2 separate regions of the Mus musculus genome follow, and region 2 is linked to region 1. Evidence: chromatin contacts called from ENCODE Hi-C data. All regions are on one chromosome and are shown on one strand. The core of a region is the stretch at or near the end of the contact, and the rest is flanking DNA. Distances in the headings are between cores, read along the strand shown. Region 1 holds the start of Myt1l (myelin transcription factor 1-like). Region 2 overlaps Myt1l (myelin transcription factor 1-like).

The links. A loop is a pair of places that touch in the nucleus more often than their neighbours do.
Region 2: a map of left cerebral cortex shows a loop between it and region 1 (2.5-fold over the local background). The contact joins the enhancer-like site here to the promoter of Myt1l in region 1. A Hi-C loop is called at or near these places in 1 of 37 maps with a recorded cell type or tissue (left cerebral cortex).

The regions. Positions count from the first base shown.
Region 1 is chr12:29,527,004-29,529,852 of GRCm38, forward strand. Myt1l (myelin transcription factor 1-like) reads left to right here and starts at 1,381. Exons shown (of 25, transcript NM_001093775.1): 1 at 1,381-1,793. Gm20208 (a long non-coding RNA gene) reads right to left here. Exons shown (of 4, transcript XR_381405.4): 2 at 1,063-1,237; 3 at 469-820; 4 at 1-131.
Region 2 is chr12:29,701,371-29,704,219 of GRCm38, forward strand. All of the region lies in intron 3 of Myt1l (myelin transcription factor 1-like), which reads left to right. Among named protein-coding and RNA genes, the nearest start is that of C630031E19Rik, 16 kb to the left of the region's middle. Within about 2 kb of position 1,409, at least 3 of the 3 ENCODE cell types and tissues checked have a DNase peak (open chromatin) inside an H3K27ac peak, as active enhancers do; they include left cerebral cortex, where a contact is called at or near this core.

The sequences.
Region 1 (2,849 bases), core at 131-2,630:
CTGCAGCATTCAGTGGCTTCTATTTTCCCATGTTCAGACTGTATGCTGCATGAGATCCGGAGAATGGAGACAGTCTGGTAGAAAAGCTTCAAGCAGGAGCAGGCTTCACCTGGGCTGCTTCTAGCTTTGGGCTGTGAGCCAAAGAGGCAAGCATTAGATGACCCCCTCCCCCCAGCTCTGTGGCTAAGGCTTGGGCTAGAAATCCCTGTTTTTGTCAACCTCCACATCACATCCAAGACTTAACCATCACTTTCCTCAGAAGAAAGACAACTAAGTTCAGTTTTAAAATAACAGCGTTGTCAGGCGGGCTGTCTGCATGTGAGCAGTGGAAAATTAGAATCGAGCAATCCGTCCCCCCACAACCCCCGTGGCACACACATGTGAAGCACACGCGCGCTCGCGCGCGCGCGCGTGCACACACACACACACACACGCGAGTAGCAGTCGGTTAAGAGGAAAGGGTGATACCTTTTTAAAAACCGAAAGGCAGTAAGCCATTATTAGCAAGAGCTATATTGAGCGTGCTTGTCAGACAGGCAACAAAGCCGAGCTCCAGTTCCGCCCAGACATGTGCCTTGCCATTTTCATTTTAATCAGCCTGCTCAGGATGGCTGCTGATTCATTTTGCAGGATGTCCCCCTGGGAGCCAAGGTGGAAGCCTCCGGCGGCGGGTGAGCTGCTCTTGCATCTAGGCAGGATGCAGCAGGGCACACAGAGGGGAGAGTGAGGAGGAGGCTAGCGGGAGGGGAGCTCACCCACAGGCTCACTCCACAGTTCAATATGGCTAGTTAGCCGGTCCTTCATGAAACCGTATCTGCTACTGCAGAAAATATAATGAAAGAAAGAGAAAAGAAAAGAAAAAACTGTCAAATTGTAGGATCGTCATTTCATTATCTAGCAACTACGCCCCCCCCCAACCCCACCCCTGGACATTAAGTGGCTTGGACTGCTGGTTATTCTCATGGTCAGCGTATACATAGATGCACACACACACACACACACACACACACACACACACACACACACACACACACACACACACACACACATACACATACATACCTGGTAACTAGCTGGGGTGGTATACCTGATTTAGCTGCAGACTTTGATTTGTAGGACTGACAACCTTATTATGCAGTGAGCTTATTATTGATATTATTCTGCTCTCGGTTGCCATGGCCACCTTGTGAGAGACATTCAATTTTCTCTCTTCCATCATCATTATCTATGAGGCCATCTGTTGTGGAAAATGAATTCAGCCTCATTTGCATGACTGATAAGCAATTTTTTTTTTATCTATTTAACAGAAGGTCATATGCCGGGGATTTGGAGCTCGTGAAAAAAAAAAGTGGAAAAAAAAAAAAGCCTAGGAGAGGATGAGTGGAGCTGCGTGCATTAGGGGCTGGCTGTGGAGGTAAAGCAGATCTCTTAGGCCCGCTAGCCTCTCCTGCTGCATGTGTCATTCCTGCCCGCGCGACATTTTCCCCCTAAGCTACTGCACACAAAACAGAGCGAGAAAGCTTCTCCCTGCAGTCTTCTTGGAGGCCTCCTGGTTTCTCACCCATTGTTGGTGGGTGTATTTCAATTTTTTGATTCCCTGGACTGTGGGTTATGAAATCAATGCTGCTGAAGACAAAAGCAACCTTCCCTGCCTCTCGGTGCTATGCGTGGTCCTCCTCGGCCTCCCACTTGTGGGGGAAAGGGTTTTCTCTTTCTTTCTGTGTGTTTTGAGCCAGCACAGTTACCAAAATTGAACTTGCCGTCACTTGTGAGCGGTGTGGTCATGGTGTGAGGTACGTGATGCTCGTTAGGTTAATTCTTTGGACTCAGGGGTCAGGATCTGTTTTTGCTGTAGCTCATGGCTTCTGCTGCAGACCTATTGTTCGTTCCTTTTTAAAGTTATTTTTATAGCGTGGCTGGTGGCTGAGAGGTTCCTGAGGTACAGGTCTTCAGTCCTCAGAAGCTGGTCTTTAGAGCAAAAATGGGTAATAGATTGCATGCCTGAACAATGATTTTTGTTTATAAAAAGAAATAAAAAAAAATGAGAAAACCGAAAAACTTACTGCATGTCTGGAGGTCGGTGATTTGGGCTGAAGTAACTTCCTGAGAGTGGCTAACTTCACTTTACAAACAAGGAGGGATTTTAAGCAAGGGCTGTGGGAATGTTAGCTACTCCTGAGGCACTGTTGTCTTGGTCTAATTATAGAAAGAAAGTTTGTTGATGTTTATAAAACTGATAAACTCAAATAAAGATTTTAAACAATAACCTCAATGTTTGAAGTTCATAAAAACAAAACAGCACCTAAGTTCTAGCAGAATATGGTTTTTTAAAAATCACCTCATAAGCAAAAAGTTGAGTCTTCACACTCTACTTTCCAGGTAGATCTGAATAAATAATAAATAATATAAATATTCACCTGAGTGTGAAATATACAAAATATACAGTAGAGTTTGACCAGAGCGTTAATTTAATCACGACAAATTTCTTATATCTTGAAACTATATATGCTATCAATCATGATGTTGTTAATTTAATTGGGATAAAGTGATTTGTTTAACAACTCTTTTGTTCAAGTGTTTATACTTTTTGCTAACACCACAAACAAAAGCTCCCATAACACTTTCACAAGCATGAGAGAGTCTTTCTAATTGTTTAACTTTATAAAAGAGATGCAGCTTTTGAAGTGAGAAAGTCAGGTATATTTTACATGTAGATAGACATGTTTACTCTAAAAATGGAAGTATTTTATTCAAAATTCCTTTTGAAAACAATATTATAAGATTAACTTTTAGTCTACCCCAAACTATGAACCCAAAGTACTAATGGTGCATTTTAAATACAAGTGTGC
Region 2 (2,849 bases), core at 159-2,658, 170 kb after region 1:
ACCAGGAACTGGACAGAGATAGCAGCTATACTGCCTCCATTGTGTTATGGCACTTCCATCGTTTAAGGGAAACAGTCGGTCTGGATGAGCAGGTGGCAGTTTAGCCACCTTGCCTCAACAGCAAATGACAAACAGGATCTGAGACTGGTTGTGAATAAGTCTTTGTGCCATGTAACAGGCAAGGGCTGCAAATGTGAGCACAGGGAATTTTCTGTGAAAACCCTGTTTTTTTCTGGGTACTTTTTCCTGAGATTCCATGGTAAGCCTTACCAAGCTTTCAGGGTTTAGGGAATGGTTTTCCAATGTTCGGTCTTCCAGACTTCCTTTTATGCTTTTCAAACTGAATAAAAACAAAGAGGCCAAAAAGGGAAGCTGCCCTTCCTCTGAAGGGCTATATCTAGATCTTTCATCTTGCTGAAAATCCCGAGATGGTCTGCTGAGAAGCAGGACTGAATCTGCTTCTGCAGGAAGGTCAACACTGGATGGGCAAAACCGCACCTGCTCCTGTGATTTAGTAACTTCCACTAGCGAGTGGCCGCTGGGGCTAAAGAAATCCTGTCGCTGTCACAGTGAGAGTGAACAAAGGAGCTAGCCTGCCTACCTTTGGGGGGAGGGGGATGGAAGCCACTGGGTCTTGTCTGTGCAGTCTTAGCTTTGTTTCCAGGTCACCAGTGCTTTTATTGTTTAGCCTACTGGTGCTATGAGGAGTTCTGAGGTCCCTGCTGGGCTGGGCTTGCTGTGGGAGTATCCAGACCTCTCAGCCGTCAGCAGGCTGCCTGGCTCCCAGGAGGTCACTTCAGGCCTGGCCATCTAACTTTAACAGCTGTTGGCATCTCCTCATGTCCTCACAGGCACTGATAGAAGCAAAAACATTGCAAATCCTGCTCCCTCTGTGGCTTGGCATGGCCACATGTCCCCAACTGCAGCAGACAAGAGGATAAATCCTGGTTTTTGCAAAGGCTACCATGCATAAGCTGATAGTCAAAGGATCTTCCAGTTCTTCCCAGGGTGTCCTAGGATCCCAGCCTTTGCTCTCTGGGTACCAGAAGCAATTTTCTTTTCTCCACATTTGTGACATCATGTGTTTCCACACATCACTAGACAGTCACTGAGAGAGAAACTACCTACTGTGTAGAATGAGGTGAGACTGGTGGCTCCGAATAATCCACTGCAACCATTCATTTGAACTCTGCCTAGGTTGTCTGTGTGACCCTCAGAAACAATACCATGTAACCTAACTCCTGAGTTGCACAAAGCTATTTCCTTTTTGTTCATATTATTTGAAAAGCATAAAATATTTGTACTGGTAAAAAGGTAATTTTGTCTCTTAAAGGCCACAGGAAAATGAGGCCTGTATGTCCCTTTGTCCAGTGTTTAGTTTTTGGCAGCCTGCCCAGGATTCAGCTCCTTCCCATCTCTGTGAGGAGAGACTGAGATCAGCCTAGGAGCTAGGCACAGATGGGAGTGTTCACGGAGCACTCTCCGGCTGCGAGCACATATCCTGCAGAGTGCAGAAGTCTCTTTGGGAGCCACACGCAAGTGTAACATGGGGATATGTTTAAATAGAAGAGCTTCAAAACCAGTTTTGTCTAGCCATATGTGAAGGACTGTGCACAAAGGAGCTATTTCTGGTGCTCTGGGCTCAGCAACCCATAGTGAACCCCGTAGTAAGCTCAGAGCATCTCATGACCAATGGCCTTTCTCCCGAGAGTGAATCCCACAGGAACAGCAAGAGGGATGGTATGGGAACAGGGACAGGGGGTGGAGAAACAGGAGTCAGTGAGGGAGGCCTCTGAGTGCACGGCACTGGAAGTGTCATCAGGAGGACCTCACCAGCTGACATCCATATCCAGGGAAGGGAAGGAAAAAAGAGGGAAGTAAGCCAGGGCATGATGGAGTATCCCCAGCACAGACAACCAGCCAGAAGCATGGAATCCCTTTGGAGAAAAGTGTTTGCTGCCCATCCCTCTAGCCTGGAGGGGATGCAGAGCCTGTATGCTCAGTGACAGGGGCTGAAACTCCCGGTTCAGATTCCCTGGCTCAGTGCTGTTGGGGAAGCCAATCTTTGCACCTAGTGTCCCCAGCACTACTTCCTGTTTGTGGAACAACAGGAGAGCCTTGGGGGAAGCCTGTGTGCTGTGGAGGGCACCTTCCCTTTGGTAGAAATTGTGTTTCGTGCATCTGACAGACCAAACAGCCAGCTGTCTGTCATCTCATGACTCAGCGTGATTCCTAACACTTCATAAAAGGAGCAGATGTGTTTCGCTGGCATTTCATGGGGGGGGGGGGAAGCTACGATGACACTTCCAGGTACAACCCCACCTGTGTTTGTAGAGTGGTGCAATGTTTTCTTGGCTTTTGATCAAGAAACAGCACAGACGCTGTGGCCACCCACCCATTGTGAAGCTCACATTCTGACTCCCATGCCGTTTAAGTACAGGATACTGTGGCCTCCCTCACAGGGCTGCGGTGACCACTGTACTAACAGAAAGAGGAGGCACAGTGTTATTAATAGTTTAGAATCTAGTGCCACTTTGCTCCCAGCAGCTCGGCCCTTTAACTGTGGGCTGGTCCTGCTGCTACAGTGGTCCCTCTCCTCACCTGTAATGGGGACTTTTTTTATATCCAGTACCTGCTGCAAGGGGAGGGCCTGCTATCCCGCTCAGGACTCCTGCCCTGGGTCCATTTACCAGTCACTTATGCTTAGACTGGAAACTCATTGACAGCATTTTCTAAAGGATACTCTCCCAGAATTGGCCTACTATGTGCAATCTCTCTCTGAGGAGCACTGTCTCATGACATTGCAGTTGTCTTTGGGGGGGGGCGGGGAGGGTTCGAGACAGGGTTTC